Linked DNA regions of Homo sapiens: region 2 is linked to region 1. The links are chromatin loops, found by intact Hi-C in ENCODE. Cell type or tissue: endothelial cell of umbilical vein. All regions are shown on one strand.

Region 1 (8,000 bases):
AGGATTTTAATCTTTGCTTCATTTGGAAAAGTAAATTAGTAAGAAAAAGCACCAAGTTCACATGAGAGTTGGCCCTAAAGTGAAGTAGGTAGGAGAAGTAGCACCCTGCAAAGTCAGTCCTGAGTGTTGCTGCTGAACACTCCACTCCCTTCCTTCGCAGGTATTGGAGTACAAATACTGCACCTAGATTTAGGTCCAAGTTTCACTTCTGAACCTTAGAAGCTTCCAGATATGAACAAATTATCTAACCTCTTTGAACCTCAAAATCAATAGTTTATAAAAACAGAGGAGTAGATTGTCTCTAAGGTACATTTTAGCTTTTATAATCTATTCCTCAGTTGTTCTACGTGACCTGAAACTTTCCCCACTAGCTACTGATGAGTTGCGGATAGAGTTGGCTACAAAGATTGGAGCACTCGCTCTATACTTCCATAGTTCAGATGCATGGAGCATTTCAACAGAGGACTGTATTTTCAGGCTAGTGACTTGAGTCACTGGAAGCACGTAACAGGTTTGACAATCCAGCAGCCTGCAAGTGTCAGATCAGGGTTGGTGGGCAAGGGAAGAGGAGATTGAGAATGAGAAGCCACCAAAAGCACCTTGGCTAGGGACCTCCTGGTGAGTGAAAGTGATCTGCTAGTCTTCAACAAATTATGAATTAGCTAAAATAATTATGAATGCGATCAATAATAATCATAGTAATTTCATTATGTATTTCTTATATCTTTCAAAGTGGTAGAGAATTGAACTAAAAAGTTCTAGCAATACAACAATTTTTTCTTCTTGAACCTGCTTTGTTCAGCTTAATAAAAACTGCCTACATCTAATATGATACTGCCTAAATAAGGTGTGTCCAGAATGCTTTTTCCCGCATTCTCTATCTATGGGAAATCACATGCACTGACTGCCAACTCCAGTGCTAACTTCCTCGGAGATTCTTTAAGGTGTCACCAGGCAGAGTTAATCTCCTTTGCCTCCATATTTTGACAGCATGTTACTGTCATTTTTCTCAACGTGTTTCATTCTGTGCCATATTAGCAGGAGCTAGTTGGATGTCTGTCTTATTCCCCACTTCCTCACCCATTGCCTGTGTCCTACATGAACACCCTAGGAAGGGTAGCAATCCCTCCTCCTTTTTCCCATTCTCTTCCAGTCAACGCTGTTGCTCTCCAGGCCTTTGTGATTCTCTAGAGCCTAATTGAAACACTAAAAATAAACATAAATTGTGTCTTTTTCCCTGCTATTACAATCCAAGTTTTCCTTCGGGCAATGTAGAGTTCTGATTAATTAAAAGACCGTTGGGAAGTGAGGCAGAGGAAGAAAGGTACAAAGATTAATATTTCTCCATCTTGTCTTGCTAAACTTCAGTGACAAACTTGGGCCCCTATTCCTTTATTGATTGATGTATTCATTCATTCATGCATTCATTTGTTTTGTAGTTTTGGTAGGCAGCATCTTAAATAGGGATATGCATCAATATCTTAAAAGAGTACTTTTTAAAAATAATCTGCACATCTGGGCCCCATTCTGGCGATTCTGATTCAATGGATCTGGGGCTAGTTCTGGCATTTGCATGCAAAAGGCTCCCCTGGGGTTCTGGCACACAACTTTAGATTTTTACTTTTATAAGAGATTTTCACTCTTATAACTTAAAGCACAGGGTGCTGTAGCCATAAAGAGTTGTTTTGACGTGTGATCTTGTGCAACTTAACTTCTCTGAAGATCGTGTGTGTGTGTGTGTGTGTGTGTGTGTGTGTGTGTATCATTTAACATTTTAAAAACTATGGTAGAATTTTCTGTTTGAGACCAAAATAGAAGATATGCCAGTTTGTTTCAGAGAATATATTCCAGCATATATTTAAAGCAAACATGTGAAAACAAACGCTAGGTTTTATTTGTAACAAAAATTTTGATTTAGTCTGATATTTAGTACTACTAATCGGGTTTGAATTTAACAAAGAATGTGGTTTATTCAGGTTCAACTCCCTGATAATTACTGTTTTACACCATATCTATCTAGAATTAACCTACCAGCATTGACGTATTTGGCATTAAGCTATTTTTTTCCTGGAGGATTGTTTGTATGAGTTTTCATTTGGTAATGTTTATGCCTTTGAAGGAATGTATATTGACAGATGTTTGTTAATAAGGATGGATATTTCATTATGAATCTACATCTATTTACTTTCTCAAAGGTTTCAAACTTCCCAAGAATGCGTGCATGCGTGCGTGCGGGCGTGTGTGTGTGTGTGTGTGTGTGTGTGTGTGTGTGTGTCAGGGAAGGAGGTGGTGGGGAGAGAAAGAGAGAGAGACAGACAGACAGAGACAGATCTCTTTTGGCAATTGTGTTAATAGTTCATCTTCTGCTTCCCAGATTTGCATATGCTATTTTTTAAAGTTATTTTTCTACACCTTTATAAGCTTTTCTCTTCTGATCTGAAATGCTTCTGCCTGATGTCCTTCCCATCTAAATTCTTCCCACTCTTCAGGTCCCAATTTTTATAAAATCTTTCTTGATTCTTCTTGCTCCAGTGATTTCTTCCTCTCATTTTGTCAATAAGCTATTTTCTATACTGTGCATATAACACTTATCATATAACTGTAACTTATTATAATATGTTGTTTTATTGTTTTATGAGTGCACCTTGTCTCCCTTTTTTGAGCATCAGACTAATGGAATCTCTACTGAATATTTCTGTGCTGCCTCTTAGTGCCAAGTACTTCCTTGCAAATAGCATATGCTGTTATCCTCCAAGGCATGCTGACTAATTGAGGAGTATTGCTTTTATATACAGCAAAAAAAATCACACATGGAAATATTAAATGAAATATATTAGAGCATTATTTATACAGGCAATAACAAAGAGTTATTTGTACTAATATTGACTTTTTTTTGGTCTAACAGTTCACTACCAGTGGGAAGTATCTCAGAAGCTTGGTCACTGGAAAAATCAAGATACCCACCCTGACAGTAGGATTAACTTGGCTCATCTCAATTATTCAGAAATAAGGGAAAGGAGTTGCATATTCTTTTTTCTTTGCTGTAAAAAGATGACTTTCATGTCTATTTCCCAGCATGTTATTTCAATTGGAGGTCAGTAATATCTGCTGGCCTTCCTAGATGCCAAACATTCAGGTCTTTGTTTTGTCCTGGTTCAGTCACTCCTCCCTATGTCCAAAGTAGAGGCATCCCATGCATTCCTAGAAGCCTATTTCTTATCTACTTCCTTTCCCAAGGCCTCTGGCAGCTTTGCACAGTGGCTAGAGCATCTCATGCAGTTCCTGATATTGTTCCATGTTCCTTTTCAGAAGGCAGTGGCAAGCAAGAGATCTGTTGTTATTAAAGGTTCACAGTTGGGGGGCGGGGAATGACTCACAAACAAGGGAGAGTCTTTCTTACTGAAATGCTCTTAAAGGCCTTGTCTACTTATAAATACAAAGACATTGTTCTCTTCATCATCATAGTTTTAGCACCTAACATCTTGCCTACCACATAGTTGACAATTGATAAAAATTGTCGAAGAAATGCAGGAGATCTGGTGCTCTGTCTTCCAAGAAGGCATCCTTGGCCCACTCAGTGGGAATGATCACTTTCTCCTCTGTGCCCCACTGCACTATGCAACCTCCTTCTCTTGTTCAACTTATCTTAGTGAATGGCACTGATTTTTCTAATGTAGATTTCTCTTTCTTTGTGATTCCTTGATAGCAAGGTCTATCTTACATGTTTTAATACCTCTAATACCAAGTACAAAAAACATTTAATGAAACAGCTCTGTGAAACTGTTACACATACCTTCTACAATTATATCATTAGGAATATTATTTATTACATTTCATTGAGTCCTTTTTAGGAGATTTGTCCAGAAATTTCTCGCTTGTAATTATATTCAGAATACATGTGTTTGTCTTAGACAATGTTTTTTGCTTCCATCTCATGACCACTAAATTTTGAGTCTACTGAAATGTCTAGTTACAATCGGACCCATTCATAGTAAGGATTCAATGTCAAAGGACATAACTTAAGGTAATAAAAGCCGTTTATGACAAACCCACAGCCAACATTATATTGAATGGGGAAAAGTTGAAAGCATTCCCCCTGAGAACTGGAACAAGACAAGGATGCCCACTTTCACCACTTCTATTCAACATATTACTGGAAATCCTAGCCAGAGCAATCAGATAAGAGAAAGAAATCAAGGGCATCCAAGTCAGAAAAGAGGAAGTCAGACTGTCACTGTTGGCTGTTGATATGATCATATACCTAGAGAACCCTAAAAACTCATCCAAAAAGCTCCTAGAACTAGTAAATGAGTTCAGCAAAGTTTCAGGACACAAAATTAATGGACACAAATCAGTATCTCTGCTATACACCAACAGCAACCAAGCTGAAAATCAAACCAAGAACCCAGTCCCTTTTACAATAGCTGCAAAAACAGAAACAAAAACTTAGGAATATACCTAACCAAGGAGGTGAAAGACCTCTACAAGGAAAACTACAAAACACTGCTGAAAGAAATCATAGATGACACAAACAAATGGAAACACATCCCATGCTCATGGATGGGTAGAATCAATATTTTGAAAATGACCGTACTGCCAAAAGCAATCTACAATTTCAATGCAATTCCTATCAAAATACCACCATCATTCTTCAAAGAACTAGAAAAACAATGCTAAAATTTATATGGAACCAAAAAAGAGCCTGCATAGCCAAAGTAAGACTAAGCAAAAAGAACAAATCTGGGGCATCACATTACCTGACTTTAAACTATACTATAAGATCAACAAAACAGCATGGTACTAGTATAAAAATATGCACATAGACCAATGGAACAGAATTGAGTACCCAGAAATAAAGCCAAATACTTACAGCCAACTGGTCTTTGACAAAACAAACAAAAACATAAAGTGGGGAAAAGACAACCTATTCAACAAATGGTGCTGGGATCATTGGCAAGCCACATGTAGGAGCATGAAACTGGATCCTCATATCTCACCTTATACAGAGATCAATTCAAGATGGATCAAAGACTTAAATCTAAGACCTGAAACGATAAAAATTCTAGAAGATAACAATGGAAAAACTCTTCTAGGCACTGGCTTGGGCAAAGACTTCATGACCAAGAACCCAAAAGCAAATGTAACAAAAACAAAGATAAATAGATGAGACTTAATTAAACTTAAAGGCTTCTGCCTAGCAAAAGAAATAATCAGCAGAGTTAACAGACAACCCACAGAGTGGGAGAAAATCTTCACAATCTATACATTTGACAAAGGACTAATATCCAGAATCTATAAATAACTCAAACAAATCGGCAAGAAGAAAACACACAATCCCATGAAGAAGTGGGCTAAGGACATGAATAGACAATTCTCAAAAGCAGATATACAAATAGCCATAAGCATATGGAAAAATGTTCAACATCATTAATTATCAGGGAAATGCAAATCAAAACCAAAATGAGATACCACCTTACTCCTGCAAGAATAGCCATAATCAAAAAATAAATAAATAAATAAAAATACAGATGTTCCCATGGATGTGGTGAAAAGGGAACACTTTTACACTGTTGGTGGGAATGTAAACTAGTACAACCACTGTAGAAGACAATGTGAATATTCTTTAAAGAACTAAAAGTAGATGTGAATATTCCTTAAAAAACTAAAAATAGATCTACCATTTGATCCAGCAATCCCACTACTAGGTATCTACCCAGAGGAAAAAAGAAGTCATTTTACAAAAAAAATACTTGCACCCATGTTTATAACAGTACAATTTGCAATTGCAAAAATATGGAACCAGCCCAAATGCCCATCACTCAACGAATGAAGAAAATTATATATATACACACACACACATACACACACACACAATGGAATACTACTCAGACATAAAAAGGAACTAAATAATGGCATTTATAGCGACCTGGGTTGAATTGGAGACTATTATTCTAAATGAAGTAACACGAATGGAAAACCAAACATTGTATGTTCTCACTCATAAGTGGGAGCTAAGCTATGAGGACACAAAGGCATAAGAATGATATAATGGACTTTGGGGACTCGGTGGAAAGCATGGGGGGGTGGTGAGGGATAAAAGATTACACATTGGGTATAGTGTACACTGCATGGGTGATGGGTGCATCAAAATCTCAGAAATCACCACTAAAGAAATTAGTCAAACACCACCTGTTACCCCAAAACCTATTGAAATAAAAAATAAATTTTAAAAAAAGGACTCAATGTTAGGACTTTGTATTAATCTTATTCCTGATTCTGTTTCAGGTACCTACCATTAGTTTATCTTTGTATTTCCCAGCTACCTCTTTCATATGCTAATTTGTTGTATTTATGTGTCATATAACCTTCCTTAAATCCTTCTTTTGAATTAAAGTGGGATACGAATACCTATAAAATATTTATAAATGTATTCAATTATTCAATGTTGAGCTAGGAACCACTACACATCAGATCTGAATACAATGTGTTGCCCTAAATTCCTTCAGCTTGAAGAAGTTCAAAATCAATAGAAGTTAAGATAGATAAAATATGAGAAATGAGGGAGAGGGTGGTGTCAAAGCTCATTCAACTGTTTGGATGGAGCCACTCTGAATTAGGGAAAAGAGGAAGAAGGCCAGATTTGGTAAGGCATTGCCAACACAATTCTAATGTAAATAATAATTATTATAACTGGCAATCATATAGCCTTGTGTGGTTTACAAAGCAGTAACACAAATAATAGTTATAATAATGAACATTTGTATAGTGATCTAAAGTTAATAAAGATTAATTTGTTCCTTACAACAAGCCTGTGAATTGGCAAGAGTCAATATAATTTCATTCCCATTTTGCAGATGAGAAACCCAAGTTTCAGAGAGGCTAAAGGACTTTGAAAAATCATTTGAAGGACATTTTAGGTGTGGAAGTTCTGATATGCTATGCTATGGCCCATCGCCTATTATACTCCTTCTTCTAGTATTGGAAACACATCAGAGCTACAGTGAGGAATACAGGGTAATATAGCTCTTTGGCTTTGTGAAATAAGCAAACAACTGTGAAAGTCAGCAGTATTACCAAAAGTCTTCCACATTACTTGGAAGACTTCGCATTACTTGTGAAATGCTTGTAACAGTTACCCCCAGCTCTAGCTCCAGCTCTAGCTTCCTGGGTTTCTTCAATGTAACATGGCTCCATCCAGCAGAAGGGGGAAACCCCTGAATGTTTAGCTGGATCCTTAATTTCAAAAGCATCTTAGACATTAAGTTGTTTTTGTTTTGTTTTGTTTTTTTCTTGAGACAGGGTCTCTCTGTCACCCAGGCTGGAGTGCAGTGGCACGATCTTGGCTCACTACAGCCTTGACCTCCCAGGCTCAAGTCATTCTCCTGCCTCAGCCCCCCAAGTAGCTGGGACTACAGGTGCATGCCACCATAACTAGCTAAGTTTTTTGCATTTTTGGTAGAGACAAGGTCTTGCCATGCTGCCCAGTCTGGTCTCAAACTCCTGAGCTCTAGCAATCCACCCGCCTTGGCCTCCCAAAGTACTGGGATTACAGACGTGACCCACCGCGCCCAGCCAGATGAAGTATTAAAATGACATTTCTGACACAATTTACCTATGTTTGAAAAACATATAAGCAGCATGTGATAGCTATTAATTAAATATTGATTTATTAACACACAGGTCTCATAGAGAATAGCAATTCATGGATGAACAAGCCTTGGAAATAGTGTCAGACTTCTAGTTAGGTACCATGAGCAACTTATAACTTGCATCATGCTTGTGTTCAAATAGAAAGGAGTAACTTTCAGTTCAGTCTTGTGTACCTTACAGTGGATAACTAGAAAAGAGGAGAATGAACTCAGAGAAAAGACAGGGTTGGGTTGGGCACAGTGGCTCACGACCTAGCACTTTGGGAGGTCGAGGCTGAGATCAGGAGTTCAAGACCAGCCTGGCCAACATGGTGAAACCCTGTCTCTAGTAAAAACAAACAAACACACAAA
Region 2 (8,000 bases), 110 kb before region 1:
GAAGTTTGAAGCTGGACCCCTTCCTTATACCATATACAAAAATCAACTCAAAATGGATTAAAGGCTTAAATGTAAAACCCAAAACTATAAAAACCCTGGAAGACAACCTGGACAATACCATTCTAGACATAGTAATGGGCAAACGCTTCATGACAAAGATACCAAAAGCAATTGCAACAAAAGAAAAAAATGACAAATGGGATCTAATTTAATGAAAGAGCTTCTGCACAGCAAATAAAACTATCAACAGAGTGAATAGACAACCTACAGAATAGGAGAAAACTTTTGCAAACTATGCATCTGACAAGGTCTCATATCCAGTAATATATAAGGAACTTAAATAAATTTACAAGAAAAAAACAACTTTATTAAAAAGCAGGCAAAGGACATAGACACTTTTCAAAAGAATATATACATGTGACCAGTGATCATATGGAACATAGCTCAACATCACTGATCATTAGAGAAATGCAAATTGAAACCACAATGAGATAACCATCTCACACCAGTCAAAATGACTATTATTAAAAAGTAAAAAATAACAGATGCTGGTGAAGTTGTAGAGAAAAAGGAACACTTATACACTGTTGGTGAAAGTGTAAATTACTGCAACTATTGTGGAAAGCACTGTGGCAATTCCTCAGAAATACCATTTGACTTGGTAATCCTATTACTGGTCACATACCCACCCCAAAACAAATTATTATATTATAAAGACCCATGAATGTGTATGTTCATTGCAGCACTATTCACAATACCAAAGACATGGAATCAACCTAAATGCCTATCAATGGCAGACTGGATAAAGAACATATGGTACATATACACCATGGAATACTATGCAGCCATAAAAAGAACATTATGTTTTTTACAGAAACACTGATGAAGTTGGAGGCTATTATCCTTATGAAACTGATGCAGCAACAGAAAACCAAATACCATGGTGTTCTTACATATAAGTGGGGGCTAAATGATGAGAACACGTGGACACTTAGAGGGGAACAACACATACTGGGGCCTATTGGAGGGAGGAGGACGGGAGAAGGGAAAAGTTCAGGAAAAATAACTAATGGGTACTAGGCTTAATACCTCCATGACAAAATAATCTGTACAAAAAAAAAACCCATGACACAAGTCAAACAAACTTGCACATGTACCTGCACAAACTTATACATGTACCCCTGAACTTAAAAATTAAATTAAAAAAAGAAAGAATTGATAATATGGACTTCATTAAAATGGAAATTTCTGATCTGTGAAACTCAATGTCAGGAGCATGAGAAGACAAGCCACAGACTGGAAGGAAATATTTGCAAAAGACATTTCTGATAAAGGACTATTATCCAAAATACACAAAGAACTCTTAAAACTCAACAATAAGAAAGTAAGCAACCCAAATAAAAATGGGCAAAAGACCTGAAAAGCCACCTCACGGAAGAAGATATACAGATGGTAAGTAAGCATGTGAAAAGATGCTTAATATCATTTATTATTAGAGAATTGCAGATTAAAACATCAATGAGATACACACCCAATAGAATGGCCAAAATTCAAAACACTGACAACATCAAATGCTGGTGAAGATGTGGAGCAACAGGAATGTGCATTCATTGATGGTGGGAATGCAAAATGGTACAGCTACCTAGAAAGAGAGTTTGGCAGTATTTTACAGAACTAAACATGCTTTTACCACATGATGCAGCAATTTTGCTCCTTGATATTTATCCAAATCAATTAAAGATTTGTCCATACAAAAACCTGCACAAGATGATTATAACAGATTTATTCATAATTGTCAAAAGCTGGAAGCAACCAAGATGTCCTTTAGTATGTGAGTAGATCAATAAATGATGGTACATCTAGACAATGACATATTATGCACCAAAAAGATTGAGTTTTCAAGCCTTGAAAAGACATGGAGAAAACTTAAATGATTATTACTAAGTGAAAGAAACTAATCTGGAAAGACCATATACTGTATGATTCCAACTATATGAAATTTTGGAAAGAGCAAAACTTTGGAAACAGTAACAAGATCAGCAGTTGTCACAGGTTAGGAGGAAGGAAGAGATAAATAGGCAGAGCACAGCAGATTTTTAGGACAATGAAACTATCCGATATGCTACTAAAATGGTAGATACATGTCATTCTACAGTTGTCAAAAACCCACAGAATGAGCAATACCAACAGTGAATTCTAATATAAACCATGGACTTTGGGTGATGATGAGTCAATGTAGGCTCATCAATCATAACAAATGTATTATGATGGTGCTATGAGGAGAGTAACAGTAGGGGAAGTTGTGTGAGTGTGGAGACAGGGTAAATGCAAACCCTGTACTTTGTGCTCAATTTTGCTGTGAACCTAAAACTGCTCTACAAAATGAAATTTATTAATTAAAATGTTTAAATAATTTAGATGCTTCCTATTTCAAATTTTTAGCAGAATATTCATAATAGTAATCATATCTTCAGTGTCTATAAAATTTTATAATACACGTGCATACAATTATATGCATTATATATTATATAACATATATTTATAATATGATATATATGGGTTATATATTATGTTATCTATATCATATGTTCTATAATATATGGTATTTATAATATATATGAATATATTTTTTACATAATGCATATAAATAAGCTAATTGCATTTATGTAAAACTATCCTAAAACTTAGGCTTTAATACAGACTTCTAAATTCTAATTAAATGATAATAATTAAACGCATTTATAAAGAGTCATAACTTGGCAAGGTACTTTTTGTGCCCACACTACCCTAGGGCCCTTTGAGGTAGGATCATTTTCCATATCTATTTTTAAATGAGTAAACAAAGTCATAGGAAGGTGAGTAACGATCTCAGAGCTACTCAGAGTCTCATAAGTTCTGCTAAGTTTAGACCTAGACATCTGTGAGCTTGAAAACTGTGTAAGCCCAGTTGGCTAGCTGGCTAACTTTGCATGAGTCCCTTAGGCTCAGACCATGCCCTTCATGTGTGAGAATTGCTTTATGTTATCTCTAGGTGCCCTTCCAGTCCACTTATTTATGTGGCTAGTAGGATGGAAAAGGGCCAATTACAAAAGTAAGCGAAAGGGCTTTTTTTCATCATTTACCTTACGTGAGATGTGAAGTTTAGAGGGAGAACTGCCCTCTGGGTTGATTTATTACCAAAGTTCCTGGCTTCTTCATCCCCACCAACTCCCACACTGGGAGAGGTAGAGGAACATCACAATCTAAGGATGAATTGAGAGCAAATCACATTAAGGATGCAACTTGAAGAATTTCCTTCTGTCAGCAAAGATCCAAGACCTTGTAGAAATTACCCTAACATGAAAAGTTTCTTTCAAGAAGAGATTTCCTAAAGTTCTTCACAGCAAAGCTCCACTAGGCTAAAAGCCATGGCTCTTGTTTGTTCCTACAGGGTGTTTCAGTTACAAAGTTGTTCATGTCCTTAATGTTCTCAATTTGATTCTCAACACCAACCTGTAAGATGGAGAGGAAAAGGCTTGTAATTCCCGTTGTACAGTTGAAAAAAACCTGAAAAATTAGAGAAAAGCATTTTCCCAATGTCATTGTCATAGTAAGTGGTGGAGTTGTAGAGTTTTTGACTCTTAGTCTAATGCTCTTTTCATGGCACCAGAAGTATTTGGCTTACAGACTGTTTGAATAGCTGGAGAACTGCATAAACCAAGTGATGTCCATGGACACTATGACATGGCACTATATTTCAAAACTACCAATGGGAAGAGTAGGAATGGATGTTATTTCCAATCTGAGATAATAGGTCTGAAACTTCTGGAAGCCCCTAGGCCAGCAGGTGGAGCCTCTTGTCATGCTTTTTTCCAAAGGCAGGGAGAGATTTTTTTTTTCTTGTTTTTTCAAAAACAGAAAACAATATATACATTATTAGTCAACTAGATCAGGACAGAAGAAAGGTTTTTATGCCTTTACATTTGTTTAAACTTTCCTCAGGTGCTGAGAAGGAGGAAGCTCATGTTCATTGGCCTGGAGATTCAAGTACACACAGAGACACAGAGGCATTCCAAAAAGGAACGTGAGGGTTTTGTGCAAGGCATAGGACAGTGAATATGCTCGGTGAGGCATGCAAACACAGCAAAGGAATGAAGGAGCTGCACATGGAGTGGTATGCACTTCTAAACAGCTTTCAGCAGGCCTTGGATCCACAAACAGCAGGAGACAGCCTTTCTCTATAAGAAAGGACAGTTGGAGCCCGAATGTTACTCTGGTAAACAACAGCCTGAGCCATGTGAGGAAGTGATTCCCCTTTCATACAGGTTTGCATAACATCTTTCCTTTCCCCTGGAGACGCCAGAGAAGCAGCCCTGCTCTTTGGTTCTAGACATACACATTCCTTTGCCCTGTATGCCTTTAGTGCCATGAGTAGGTCATCTTTTCCACTCCCTTCCAAAATATTTTGTTTTCCATCTCTCCCTTCTTTTCCATGTTGCTTTGAGAAAGATCCAAAACTTCCTCCTTGGTTTCTTTAGCTGTTTTTTGTTGTTGTTTCAAACCACAGCCTAAATTTAAACCATGGCTCAGGAGAGGCAACTAACTGGTGGTTATGGGTGTGGCTTCATTGTGGCCTTAGAAACAATTACCTTCAGCCAGTCTTAACCTGTGTGCAGGTAAATATAGGATACCTCTAAGTTCTATCACAGAGGCATTGTCTAGAGAATTTAGGGAAGAGCTTTCTAACTTGGGTCCTTCTTGCTTTTCTAATTTTTCTTTTTTGTTTTGCACCCCACCCCCCCCAAAACTTGCTTTTCTAATTTATTTGGCCAAAGACAGTCAGAGGAATCTTCCTAAATATTAATAGCTTTTATCATAATACTATTCTGTCCAGAAGCCTGAAATACTTCAGCTCCCCTCTACCGTTTATCTCTAAGATGATGAATTAACTGCTTAGCCTGACCTATGGTACCTCCAATGTCTGGTCTCAACTTACCTTCTCAGTCTTCTTGCCCATTTTTTCATTATAAACCAGCCTGGATGACTTATTTTCTTTCATATTCTTTCTTCCACCTCTTGGTTGCACCTGTCCCTCTTTGAGTGACCTCTTCATTCCTGTTAGTTTATCTGATATCTTCCGATGTTTGTTCAAGGTCCAGCTGAATATCTCCTTTTCAATGAAGGCTTTCTCAATTTCTCTACATTGCATCTCTACTCCCCTGCTTTGAAACTAAGAGAATATCTATTTTACTCAAATAACACTTCATATTCTGGCCTGTGTCCTTTTAGTCCCTGTATAATTGCTTTTGTTGAACTGTGGTCTGCTATTATACCACTATCCCACATTAAAAAAAAAAAAAAAAACTTTATGAGAAACAACCCAGCAAAAAGCACTGTGAAATATATTGTATGGATGTTATTGGGGACATGATTTGATATATTTTACAGTGTCTTTTTCATGCAGGCCCGTGGGGAAAAATGTCTCTCAGTCCTCAAAACCAAGAATAGGTGGCCTTCTCCTGAGCTGCTATTTTGTTTTTATCTTGTGATCATCATGAGTCATGTCTCCCTCTTTTTTTTTTCTGAGACAGAGTCTCGCTCTGTAGCCCAGGCTGGAGGGCAGTGGCACGATCTCGGCTCACTGCAAGCTCCACCTCCCAGGTTCACGCCATTCTCCTGCCTCAGCCTCCCGAGTAGCTGGGACTACAGGCATCCACCACCATGCCCGGCTAATTTTTTGTATTTTTTTTAGTAGAGACGGGGTTTCACTGTGTTAGCCAGGATGGTCTCGATCTCCTGACCTTGTGATCCACCCACCTCGGCCTCCCAAAGTGCTGGGATTACAGGTGTGAGCCACCGCGCCCGGCATCTCCCTCTTTTCATAGACTCAGAGCCAGAATTGTAGCCCACCACAAGTAACAAGTGACACTTAATGTCATGTATTTGGCGGGGGTTGGGGGGGCGGTGCTTGGGTGCAGTAATAGCATTAACTTTGGCTTATTTTTATTTCCTGTCTTTATTTTTCTTTCCTCCAGTTTTCTCCCTTATTTATTTTACAATCTGGTAATTGTGCATATCTTTGTAAAAAGGTTCAAATCATTTTTGGAATTGTATGAGGATATATATACATGTAAAACAAATAATTCCTTGCCTTACTTTTTAATCTTAAAATGTACAGAAATCTTAAATATGTAGATTGAATTTTTACATATGTAGATACCTGTGTAAGCACCACCTAGATCAAGACATAGAACATTCCAGAGTGCCAGAAAGTACCAGTTCCTTTCATTATTAACTTATCTTTTCATGTGACTCTGTGTATCTTGGCTCCACAGCTATTCTGAATATTGTTTGAGGATAAGACTGTAGCTATTTGTACCCTGCAGAGAGCCTAATAGGGTTTCTGGAGCATAGTAGGTAATCAGGATGTAGTTATTGACTGAAGGAAAGGACTTGTTCCAAAAAAAGGAGATATGGTTTGGCTGTATTCCCACTCAAATCTCATCTTGAATTCACACGTATTGTGGGAGGGACCTGATGGGAGGTAATTGAATCATGGGAGCAGTTCTTTTTCATGCTGTTCTCATGACAGTAAGTATCACAAGATCTGATGGTTATTATAAGGGGGCGTTTTCCTGCACAAGCTCTTTTTGGTTGCTGCCATCCATGTAAGATGTGACTTGCTCCTCCTTGCCTTCTGCCATGATTGTGAGGCTTCCCCAGCCACATGGAACTGTAACTCCAATTAAACCTTTTTCTTTTGTAAATTGCCCAGTCTTGGGTATGTCTTTATCATCAGTGTGAAAATGGACTAATACAGAAGGAGATGGCTAAGTCCCAGTGCTGACCCAGAGCACTTTGTGCAGCCCTCAGGTAGAGATCAAAAGCTGTCTGTCCTGTTTGTCCCTGGTGCTCTAGTCTCTGGTACAGGGCCTGGCACTTTGTATATATGTTCTTTATGGACTTAAATATATATCTGCTTAACTGAAGAAGCCTTTTCATATCTACTACTGTCTCAGTTGGATGGTGTGTGAGTAGTTTTTCTAATTCTGGAAACTGGGCTGGAAAAACTTGCCATGCTATCACTGAGCATATTTCCTTGAAGGATATGTCTCTGCTGCTCCCTATTCTGCCTTCTAAATAAATGGAAAGAACAGGGGACCCCAATGAGTACCTGCCAACTGGGGTTAGTAATCTCTGCCACAGTGGCATGCCCTCCCCCGACCCAAGGATGGTTTAACCTTCTGTTGAAGAATAAATATGGGAAAAGCATGTGTACCAGGAAATGGGCGCTCAGTAGGCAGCCCAAGGCACCACCAGCTCATTATTTACTAACTTTAATGCCTTGGCAAAAAGAAATCTGTAGACAGAGATGAGAAGACTCTTTGTCTCTTTGTGCCTAAAGACTGCTTACTCCTGGACACTGAGAGAATAGTCTTGATTGAGAATTTATTTTGGGGTGAATGTTTCCACATCAAGTGAGTGAGAAAAACAAAAACAAAAACAAAAGAAGCACATATTATTAGCAATAATGGAAATAAACAAAGCAAATTTTACAAGAATGATTTTAATTTATTTTAGTTTTCACTCTCTGGGCCATCTGGGAAAACTCTCGTCCCAGAGAAAAACTGAGTGACAAGAAGGGTGGGGAAAGTCATTGGAATGGAAAACTAGGCCAAGGGGAAGAAAAGAAATCATGGAAGTAGAAGACTAGTGGATGTGGCAACTTCAATGACAAGTGTTGGACTCAAGTCTATTGCTCACTTCTGCCTGGGAATTCATCAAATTTCTTGAGGCCTCAGTCTCCTTACTTGTAGATTAAAGGATTGTACAATAATCTGTTTGGTCTATTTTCACTTTGAAACAGAAAAATCTCTGATTCTATGTTGTTTACAGTAGTGCCCCCCCATACCCACAGGGGATTAATTCCAAGACCCCCAGCAGATGCCTGAAACCATGGATAGTATTGAACTATGTTTTTTCCTATACAGTCACACTGTATAGGGTGGGAAGCACACAGA

Evidence for each region. A loop is a pair of places that touch in the nucleus more often than their neighbours do. Peaks named below come from ENCODE experiments on the same cell type or tissue, not always from the same donor. Only the 100,000 strongest peaks of a DNase experiment are listed, where the experiment ranks them.
Region 2: it touches region 1 in a loop (7-fold over the local background); 4 of 110 quality-filtered maps call a loop at or near these places.

The regions. Positions count from the first base shown.
Region 1 is chr9:13,571,040-13,579,039 of GRCh38, reverse strand. No RefSeq gene overlaps it. Among named protein-coding and RNA genes, the nearest start is that of LINC01235, 140 kb to the right of the region's middle. RefSeq lists a silencer at 3,156-3,450. In endothelial cell of umbilical vein, no CTCF peak of the experiment used is centred here; a DNase peak (open chromatin) is centred at 3,279; H3K27ac peaks cover 1,245 bases.
Region 2 is chr9:13,685,018-13,693,017 of GRCh38, reverse strand. No RefSeq gene overlaps it. Among named protein-coding and RNA genes, the nearest start is that of LINC00583, 240 kb to the left of the region's middle. RefSeq lists an enhancer at 3,952-4,492. In endothelial cell of umbilical vein, a CTCF peak has its summit at 3,824 (motif pointing right); a DNase peak (open chromatin) is centred at 3,827.